Linked DNA regions of Homo sapiens: all the other regions are linked to region 2. Evidence: chromatin contacts called from ENCODE Hi-C or POLR2A ChIA-PET data. All regions are on one chromosome and are shown on one strand. The core of a region is the stretch at or near the end of the contact, and the rest is flanking DNA. Distances in the headings are between cores, read along the strand shown. Region 1 holds the start of SPRTN (SprT-like N-terminal domain). Region 2 holds the start of ERO1B (endoplasmic reticulum oxidoreductase 1 beta). Region 3 holds the start of TSNAX-DT (TSNAX divergent transcript).

The links. A loop is a pair of places that touch in the nucleus more often than their neighbours do. ChIA-PET counts read pairs that join two places held with the same protein, here RNA polymerase II (POLR2A). Pooled maps may share reads with other maps.
Region 1: a loop to region 2 is called in a map of naive thymus-derived CD4-positive, alpha-beta T cell, with 17 times the contacts of the local background. The contact joins the promoter of SPRTN here to the promoter of ERO1B in region 2. A Hi-C loop is called at or near these places in 1 of 168 maps with a recorded cell type or tissue (naive thymus-derived CD4-positive, alpha-beta T cell), 2 of 37 single-sample maps with no recorded cell type and 7 of 50 pooled maps.
Region 3: a loop to region 2 is called in a map of CD4-positive, alpha-beta T cell, with 17 times the contacts of the local background. The contact joins the promoter of TSNAX-DT here to the promoter of ERO1B in region 2. A Hi-C loop is called at or near these places in 2 of 168 maps with a recorded cell type or tissue (CD4-positive, alpha-beta T cell and CD8-positive, alpha-beta T cell) and 6 of 50 pooled maps. POLR2A ChIA-PET finds 5 or more read pairs at or near these places in 1 of 52 experiments (OCI-LY7).

Annotation. Positions count from the first base shown.
Region 1 is chr1:231,337,029-231,339,728 of GRCh38, forward strand. It overlaps SPRTN (SprT-like N-terminal domain), which reads left to right and starts at 1,265. Exons shown (of 5, transcript NM_032018.7): 1 at 1,265-1,576. The coding sequence starts at 1,356. EXOC8 (exocyst complex component 8) reads right to left here and starts at 824. Exons shown (of 1, transcript NM_175876.5): 1 at 1-824. The coding sequence starts at 717. RefSeq lists enhancers at 126-1,001, 549-598, 639-698, 1,002-1,876, 1,279-1,478 and 1 more and silencers at 259-428, 2,500-2,549.
Region 2 is chr1:236,280,570-236,283,269 of GRCh38, forward strand. ERO1B (endoplasmic reticulum oxidoreductase 1 beta) reads right to left here and starts at 1,389. Exons shown (of 16, transcript NM_019891.4): 1 at 1,113-1,389. The coding sequence starts at 1,214. RefSeq lists an enhancer at 784-983 and silencers at 1,054-1,103, 1,144-1,733.
Region 3 is chr1:231,527,051-231,529,997 of GRCh38, forward strand. TSNAX-DT (TSNAX divergent transcript) reads right to left here and starts at 1,506. Exons shown (of 3, transcript NR_173106.1): 1 at 1,370-1,506; 2 at 288-365. It overlaps TSNAX (translin associated factor X), which reads left to right and starts at 1,619. Exons shown (of 6, transcript NM_005999.3): 1 at 1,619-1,776; 2 at 2,205-2,309. The coding sequence starts at 1,761. It overlaps TSNAX-DISC1 (TSNAX-DISC1 readthrough (NMD candidate)), which reads left to right and starts at 1,603. Exons shown (of 16, transcript NR_028393.1): 1 at 1,603-1,776; 2 at 2,205-2,309. RefSeq lists enhancers at 886-1,707, 1,176-2,375.

The DNA.
Region 1 (2,700 bases), core at 15-2,514, 4.9 Mb before region 2:
GACTACGGCCAAACCATCTAGGGAATAGAGAGCGTTGTAGCGATACATCCCACGCCGCTGAGGCAGCCAGGTAGCCACCAACAAGCAATCGTTCATGAGAAAGCCGTGCACCCGCTGCAGTTGGGCCATGTGGTCCGCATCGTATTCCACTAGGTCCCCATTGTACACCAAGTACTGTCCCGGCGTCTCCAGCAGATGCCTGCAGCCTTCCACCTTCTCAAGCAGGGTGGTGAGAGTGCGCTGCTTTCCTTCCTCGCCTGGACCGGAGCCGTCGCGGGAGGCACCCCCGGGGGTGGAGAAAAAGCCGGCCTGGCCTCGGAGGTGGTCTCGGCCCCCCGCCCCACCGACTCCCTCCTCCCCTCCAGAGGCGGCGGCGGCTCCGGCGGCAGCAGCGGCAGGCAGCAACGTAAGCGGGATGCTCTCCAGGCTGCTTTTCTGCTCGGTCAGCAAATGGCTGAGCTGGTACATCTCGCTCTCCAGGTAGGAGATCTCGCGGGCCGTCTCTATGAACTGCCGGTAGTTCTGGTAGACGTTGCGCTTCAGGTTCTGCGCCGTCTCCTCCGCCAGCGCCTGGATGCGCTGCCGGTGCTCCTGGAGGTCCCGGTCCCCATCCGACTGCTGCGAGAGCTGCTTCACGTACAGCCGCGCCTCAAAACCCCCTGACTCCAGCTGCCGACGCAGGCGGCTCGCCCCACTGTCCGACATCGCCATCGCCATTTCTCTCCGGGTCTCACGCACTCACTGTCACTATCGGCGCCGCAGCCGCCGCGGCTGTCTAGACCCACCCAAGGCCAACCGAGCTCCTGGGCTGAGGAAGCAGGAATGGGAACGAGACGAGTACGCCTGCGCCGGGTCTGAGCGTCAGACACTGCGCCTGCGCAAGTGGGCCGAGCGCAGACATTGCGCCTGCGCAGCAATGCCATCGGTTAAAGCGCATGCGCAAGATGAGCTATTGCGGAAGTGAGGGGAGGGAGAGGCCGAGAGAAATTTCGGTACTGCGCATGAACCGAGCGTGACGTTGAGGTTTGAAATAACCGGCAAAGAGTAAAGGCTGAAACTAGCTTCCTGAAAGCTTCGTAGGGCCCGAGCCCTGTGAGCCCAGGTTCTGCGCCCACTAGGAGGTGTCATGCTGACTGCTTTTTTTAAAGCCCTAGAATCTTGGCTTCGGCGTTTGGGGTAAGCTCCGTTCTCGTTCTCAAGCGCGTTTCCGCGAACTCTCGCGGGATTGACGGGCCGTCTCGAGAGCCGGCATCTCCTAGGAGCTAGTCCTGGTCCTCGGCTAGGCGGCTTGGGGTCGCGGCGTAACTGGGGAGCCAGCCTGACGCCGGCGGACCCCGCCTGTGATCCTGGCAACGATGGATGATGACTTGATGTTGGCACTGCGGCTTCAGGAGGAGTGGAACTTGCAGGAGGCGGAGCGCGATCATGCCCAGGAGTCCCTGTCGCTAGTGGACGCGTCGTGGGAGTTGGTGGACCCCACACCGGACTTGCAGGCACTGTTTGTTCAGTTTAACGACCAATTCTTCTGGGGCCAGCTGGAGGCCGTCGAGGTGAAGTGGAGCGTGCGAATGACCCTGTGAGTTCCGAGCCCCGCTGGGGAAAGAGGCGGGACTGGCAGCTTTCCTGCAGCCCCCGGCCCTGGTTTTCTCTCCTTTCTCTAGTCCGACGGTCCCAGGGGGCGTTAAATGAGGGGAGTCTGGTTTTGGACCTGGCAATTCCTGCCTCGGCGTGTTTCTGTCTTCCTTACCTTTTCTCCCACTCGAACAATAAGAAAGCTGTGTAGACCACACCGCCACGGTTGGACTCAGGGCCGTAACAAAAAAGAGATTTTTATTTGAATCTCACTTCACTTGAAAATAACAAGTTCCTGATTTGCCTTATGATAGTGCTGTAGGACCCAGAAGGGAGAAGCAACCAAATCTGCACCTAAGAAAGTGCTGAGGACGCAGAGTAACTGCCAAAGGATGTGTGTTCTCCTCCTCTATTCCCGTTAGGAAACCCACTTTAGTTAGCTCGTGTGTTGCATTGGGGATCTTCAGTGATGCTTTTAAAACGATTCTTTTTCTACACGCTAAATTTCAGAAATCCCTATTTGAAATAATAATCTACTCCTGCACGTGAACAGGGTTAAGTTTAAGATACAGTTGTATCCCAGCATGCTTGTTTTTGAGTTGATAGAAAACAACCTACTGTCAAACAAATTAAGATATGATATTAAATTGTGTTTAAAGTACCAATTTCCTTTATACAGGCGTCTGTTATGATTTTGGAGATATGCTACTGGAGATATCTGCTTGTTAATAACACCGAACTGTAACTTGTCGGAAGGAGACTGGGAGTAGCAGAATAGGATTGCCTTTGAGCTGTTGCAGCCTAGCTAGGGCAAGGGGAGCTGCAGTTGGGCCATGTGGTCCGCATCGTATTCCACTAGGTCCCCGTTGTACACCAGGTACGGTCCTGGCGTCTCTAGCAGGTGCCTGCAGCCTTCCACCTTCTCAAGCAGGGTGGTGAGAGCACGCTGCTTTCCTTCCTTGCCCGGCGGGGATCGGAGCCATCGCGGGAGGCGCCCGCGGGGGTTGTAACTAATTAATTAGGTGAAATGCAAGTATCTGCTAACCAAGGGGGGTATACTTTCATGAAAGCCATCTGCCAACTGAGTTAGTGTGAACTGCCCAAGAATGTGTAAGGACTTGGGCATAT
Region 2 (2,700 bases), core at 139-2,638:
AAAATTTGCCCCTTTTATTTTTATGGTTCAAACACAGACACAAACGGACTATTCAGGCACTCTGGGATTTAGTGCAGGGCACCATAAAACCATGAAATAAAGTGACTCAATTCAGAAAAACATGTTTTCACGGTTACACTCAGAGTCACCTTCAATTTTTCTTGGATGAGCACTAATTGCTTCAAATGACATCTCCCCTCATCATCAGGCCACCTGAGACCTTCGTTTTATTTTTTTGGCCCTCAGCAGTGCTGCCTCCTTGCAGCAGGTGCAGACAACAAGCAGCAGCACCTGGCAATCAATTCAAATTCTACTGAATAGAAGCAAACACCTCTCTGAAGGCGAAAGGATCTGGTCAGCTAAGCCTCAGATTTCTAGCACACTGAGAACACTTGTAATCATCGCTTCACATCAACAACCAGCCAGCACCTCACGACTGCCAGAGCCAGAGCCTCCATCCACGAGCCACAACGCCCCACTCAGACCCCCCCAGTCTCGTATTGGGACTTACCTGGCGATGCCACTTGGCAGACACAGCTCAGCTGGGTAAAAATAAAGCAATCTTGAGCAAGGGAAGGTGCTCGAGGAAGAGTAAAAGCCCAGAAAGCTCTAGTCCGACAGTTCGAGTGAAGTCTTGCCCCCTCCCAATCCCCTGCGCCTGGCGGGGCCTCGGGGGTCTGCGGAGTGCCCCCAACTCTCAGTCTCCCTCCCTCACTAACTCCTGAAGGGAAGGACGTCACCGTTTCTCTGGGCGCTCGCTCCCTTCGCAAGACAGCCGAGGTGGTTCATGCCCGTCCCATCTCCCGCCACACTCCCAGCCGCTTAACACATCCGAGAGGAAAAAACGAAAACAGCTCAGGGGGACCGTCACCATCTTCCTCTTTTGACTGCCATTACCCGGAGTGTCGCCGTCCCCCCACCCTGCGGGCGGTTCGCAGATGTTTCCCGCACTGGACGGTCAGGTCTCTGCTCCCCGGGTTTTCTGCTCGCCAGAAATCACCTCTTTTCTGGCCCGGCCCTGCCCGGCCCTCCCCGCGTCACAGCCGCGGCCCGTGTGTAGCGGCCGCGGGTGTTCGGCCGGGGGTTCCCGGCCCGCTATCACTCGGGCTTACCTGCGCCTCGACGACGCTCCGCAGGAAGCTCAGGGTGACCAGCAGCTGCACCGCGGCCGCTACCCCCTGCCCAGCGCCTGCCCGGCGGACCCCTTGGCTCATGCTGACCTCTACCCACACCGCGGCCAGCCGGACCCCTCGGGGCCGGGGAACGACGGGCGGCCCAGGCGACGACCCAAGGGGACGGTTCCCAGCGGCCGAGCGACTCCAGGGTCAGAGGTCTGCACTCCAGTCCGGAGGCAGGCGACTCTTTCCCCAACACCCGGCAGCTGCGAGTGAGGCAGGAAAGGCGAGCGCCCCCACTTCATCCCCCAGGCGGCCCCGCCCCCGGCTCGCTTGGCTCCTCGGCCACGCCCCCAAGCGCGGGGCCTTGTGGGAGTTGTGGTCCTGGGCGGTCGCCTAGGCGCCGCGGCAGGAAGGCGGAGCCGCTGAACGAGAGGACTCGGGAACTACAACTGCGAAGGCCGCCCCGCCTCCCCGAGGCCTCGGGCTCCGCGGCGGCCAATGAGGCGGGACCACGCGGGCCTCCAAAACACCGGGGGGTGCGGGCGGGGGAAGCGGGGCGACCTCTTCTCCGGGAAACCAGGCTGAGGACCTCTCTGCGTCGGTCCCTGCTGTCGCTCCTGGAGTCCTCGCAGACGCCAGGCTCTAGGATTCACCCAGTACGCGGGCGAGTTAGGAACGGACGGTGCGGGATCTTTGACTTTCGGTCTGAAGCGTATTCTTTGTCTCATTCATTTTTCTGTAGCCTCACATCTGCTGTGGGTGCCTATGTAAGCTACCTGTGACTTGTAGAGATGGCTTCGGCTCTTTTTTAATTTCATGCACCCTAGATGTGGATGTCATCTCCTGCCCCGCCCCAGCCCGACTCCTAGGTTGACACGTGCGAGTATAACGCATGCTAAAGAATGAAGACAAACCCAAAGGCTTATGATGAAATATGGGGATGGGGTAAAACAAAAAAAAACTTAGAGTGACATAGATTGGGCGCAGATCCCAACTCTAAAACATTCTAGCTAGTTATTGGGCCTTAATTCCCACCTCATATCTTGTTCTAGGGCTACATAAGATTAGATACAGAAAGAGCTGAGTATAGTGCCTAGCACCTAGGAAGCACTCAATAAATGGTAACTGCTATTAGTTTTATTAATGCCTTTGATTTCTACAAAACGAGTAATACATCTCCCTTGTGTTTATGTAGCGTGTATTAGTTTCTCATTGATGCTGTAAGAAACTATCACACATTTAGTTGCATACAACAAAAGAAATTCATTACCTTATAGTACTGGAGATCAGGTGTCCAAAATGGACCTGTAGGGCTGTGTTCCTTTTGGAGGCTCTCAGGGACAATGTGTTTCCTTACCTTTTCCAGCTTCCAGAGGCCACCTGCATTCCTTACCTCATGACTTCACATCTCCTTCACTCTCTCTGCTTCCCTCGTCACATGCCTTCTCTTGTGACCCTAACTCTTCTGTCTCTCTTGTATAAGGACCCTTGTGATTACATTGGTTACAGACCATCCTATCTCAAAATCCTCAACTTGATCACATCTGCACAGTCCCTTTTGCCATATAGGATAACATATTCA
Region 3 (2,947 bases), core at 256-2,755, 4.8 Mb before region 2:
GTTCGTAAGTACTGGCTTCCTTGGATCTAGAGGGAGTCACATTAAAATGGCTACATTTGTATCAGAGCTGTCTTTTATTCTTTTTGGCATGGTCAAGTCATTTCTAATCAGAGTAGGGGGAATACTGGTAGATCAGACGTCACTCAAACTCATGAGAATTATCTGTTTAACATCCACAAAGCAAGTAGCCCAACAAGCAAGGTCCCCAGGAGCCTACTTTATCCTCAAGGAATCTGCTTAGTCAATTGACGTATTCACAGGGCTGGAGAGGTATGAGTGGTGGTTACCTTCGTGCCAGAGCAGAACATGCCTTGTAGTTACTGCCATATTCTAGCCAAGTTACTCCATTTACTGTTCCTTTGTTCCTAAATTAACAAGGAGAAAAGACTGTGTGTTCAACACATGACCACAATAGAGAGGTTATTTAGAGAAAGCTTAAAATGTACTTGTGTTTTCTGTACTAGGCCTAGGGCACCCCAGTTATGAAGCCTTGGCCTGAGTTTCTCTCTAGACGGTGCTGAATTGCCATCTAGTTACCTATTCTGACACCAGGAACATGATTCTTCAACAAACATTGACGGAAGCTTACATGGGACCGGATCACAGCGCTGAGAAGCACTGGGGCTAAGGGGCGGCACAAAGTCTAGATATGGTGGCAGCACCTGCTCATAATGAAATGCCCACAGTTTAGTGGAACACAGCTGCTATTACTCACCTGTCTATCATTTTGTTTGGGAGAGCCCTGGTGGGAGAGGAGTATGGTATTTAATATTTAATTGAGCAGTTATATGTGAAAGAGCGTTTTCACGAGACTTAACTCCTTTCATCCTCAAATAACCCTACAAGGCGGGTACTATTCTATCCCTATGTTACAGATAAGGAAACTGAGGCAGAGAAGTTGCGTGCTTCATCAAGGTCACACAACCACTCCGTGGAGGCAAGTTGAACACAGGCTGTCCGGCTTCTGAGAGCCAGTGGAGAGGAGGGAGACGGTGGGAGACGGGCAGGGGGAAAAGGTGGAAGTAGACCCGAAGGGCAGGCTTGATCTTCATAAGAGAAAACAGTACTAACACCATCCACTGATTGACTCGCATATTTCCATCACTTAAAGCTCCTGGCGTCACTGCCAGGAATGGAAAGTTAAAAAACTCCCAGCTCTGTAAGGTTCTGCCTGGATCCTGAAAAAAACCTTCCCACATGCCCCGAGGAAACTCGAGGGCTCGCTTCTTTCTCACATCCCTGGCCCGGGGCACCGGAGGTCCCGCTCCGGCGGAGGAACTACAACCCCCACAGCACCGCGCGCGAAGCTGGGCCCCCCTGAGGGAAGGGTAAGGTGTCCCGAAGGTGCCTTCAGAAAAAAATTACGTACGTTTTTCGTCGCTTTCCCACGATCACACAGATCTCAGGTCCAGGAGGACGCATCGTCTTTTTAGTAACAGTGCATGCTGTGAGGCTTGTAGAGTCGCCTCTCTCTTCAGGCGCAGCAGAGGGCGGCCGCAATAGTACGCTCGCGCGGCGGTGGCGGGTGGTGGTCCTTGGACCACGCGGTGGGCGGAGCCAGCGGCGACGGCCTCCCCTCCCCTCCGGACGCAGGCCGGAAGTACGTGAGAGGAGACTTCCGGCCACTGCGTTGTAGTCGGCCCGGCTGCAAAGCGTTTTTCTGCAGGCTGTTTTCCCAGGTTCCCTCGGCCTGTACCTCGCGCACTCCTCTTGCTCCAGGTCCTTCAGTCTCCGCTCGTCTCACCGTAGGCTGTGACGACATGAGCAACAAAGAAGGTGGCGTCCTTAACAACACGGGGCGTTATTTATCCGGAGGGGGAGGTTCTCCAGTCTTTCTATGCAGTTTTCCCCTTTTCACCCTTGAAGGATGCCTTCGTCCCTTGTAGACTCGGGGGCGGCCCCTCTGTTTCTCTCCCCGGCCAGATCGGCCCTGTTTACACCTCCTTTTTTCTTAAATTTTTGAGGTGTGATTTTATCCTAGTTCAGTAATTGCTGTAATGCCAGATCATAGCACCAGTTGGTGGAAACTTGGATGATTTGCTTGGAAAGGCCTGGGCAGCGTCTCTGTCAGTCTGCGGAGAAAGCCTCTAAGGCGAGGGCCCTGTGGGTATCTGGTTTTAAAGCAAGGAGTAGGTTTGTCTATGTTGTGTTTTGCAAACTCTTGGTGATGGAAGATCCCTCTCTTTTTTTCTTCTCTATATAAGGATCAGGAGGGTTCAGGAAAAGGAAGCATGACAATTTCCCACATAACCAAAGAAGAGAAGGGAAGGATGTTAATTCATCTTCACCCGTGATGTTGGCCTTTAAATGTAAGTTCTCTGCAATGTAAGTTGAAGAAGGGGAGAGAACAAAATTATTTAGCCATGGTTATGCGCAAGAAAACAGTCCCTAAGAATTTAATGTGAAACTTTAGCTGGAGGTTTTGTGATGGCGCTAGATGTACCCTAAAAGTCTGGATTACAAAGGCCTTCACTTTTATGTCCCATTAAGAGAAATATTAGTAATCAGGTAAACATGACTTAAACACAAGAAACAGTAAACATTAATTAATATTTGACATGTCACATACTCAAGAATTGTGTACCTGATAATATTTACTCATCTGTTATATGCTAAAATATATTTTCATTTAGTGTGTATTTGTTTCCTCTACTAGACTTGAAGACAGGGACGGTATCTTTGTTTTAACTGTAACACTTAGCACAGAGTGGGAGCTTGTATCTATTAGTGAATCTCGCATATCTATATACACATATTTTCACAGTCCCCTTTTCTCAGCATATTAACTTGGACAAGTTATTCCTCAATTCAAAACAAACACAAAACAAAATCCTCTTCCTTTTGTCCCTGTCTATCCACTATCCTGTACCTTACGTTTCTGTGATTAAGGAATCTGGGAAGGGCTTAGCTGGTTGATTCCTATTTGCAATCACCTGAAGCCTTGATT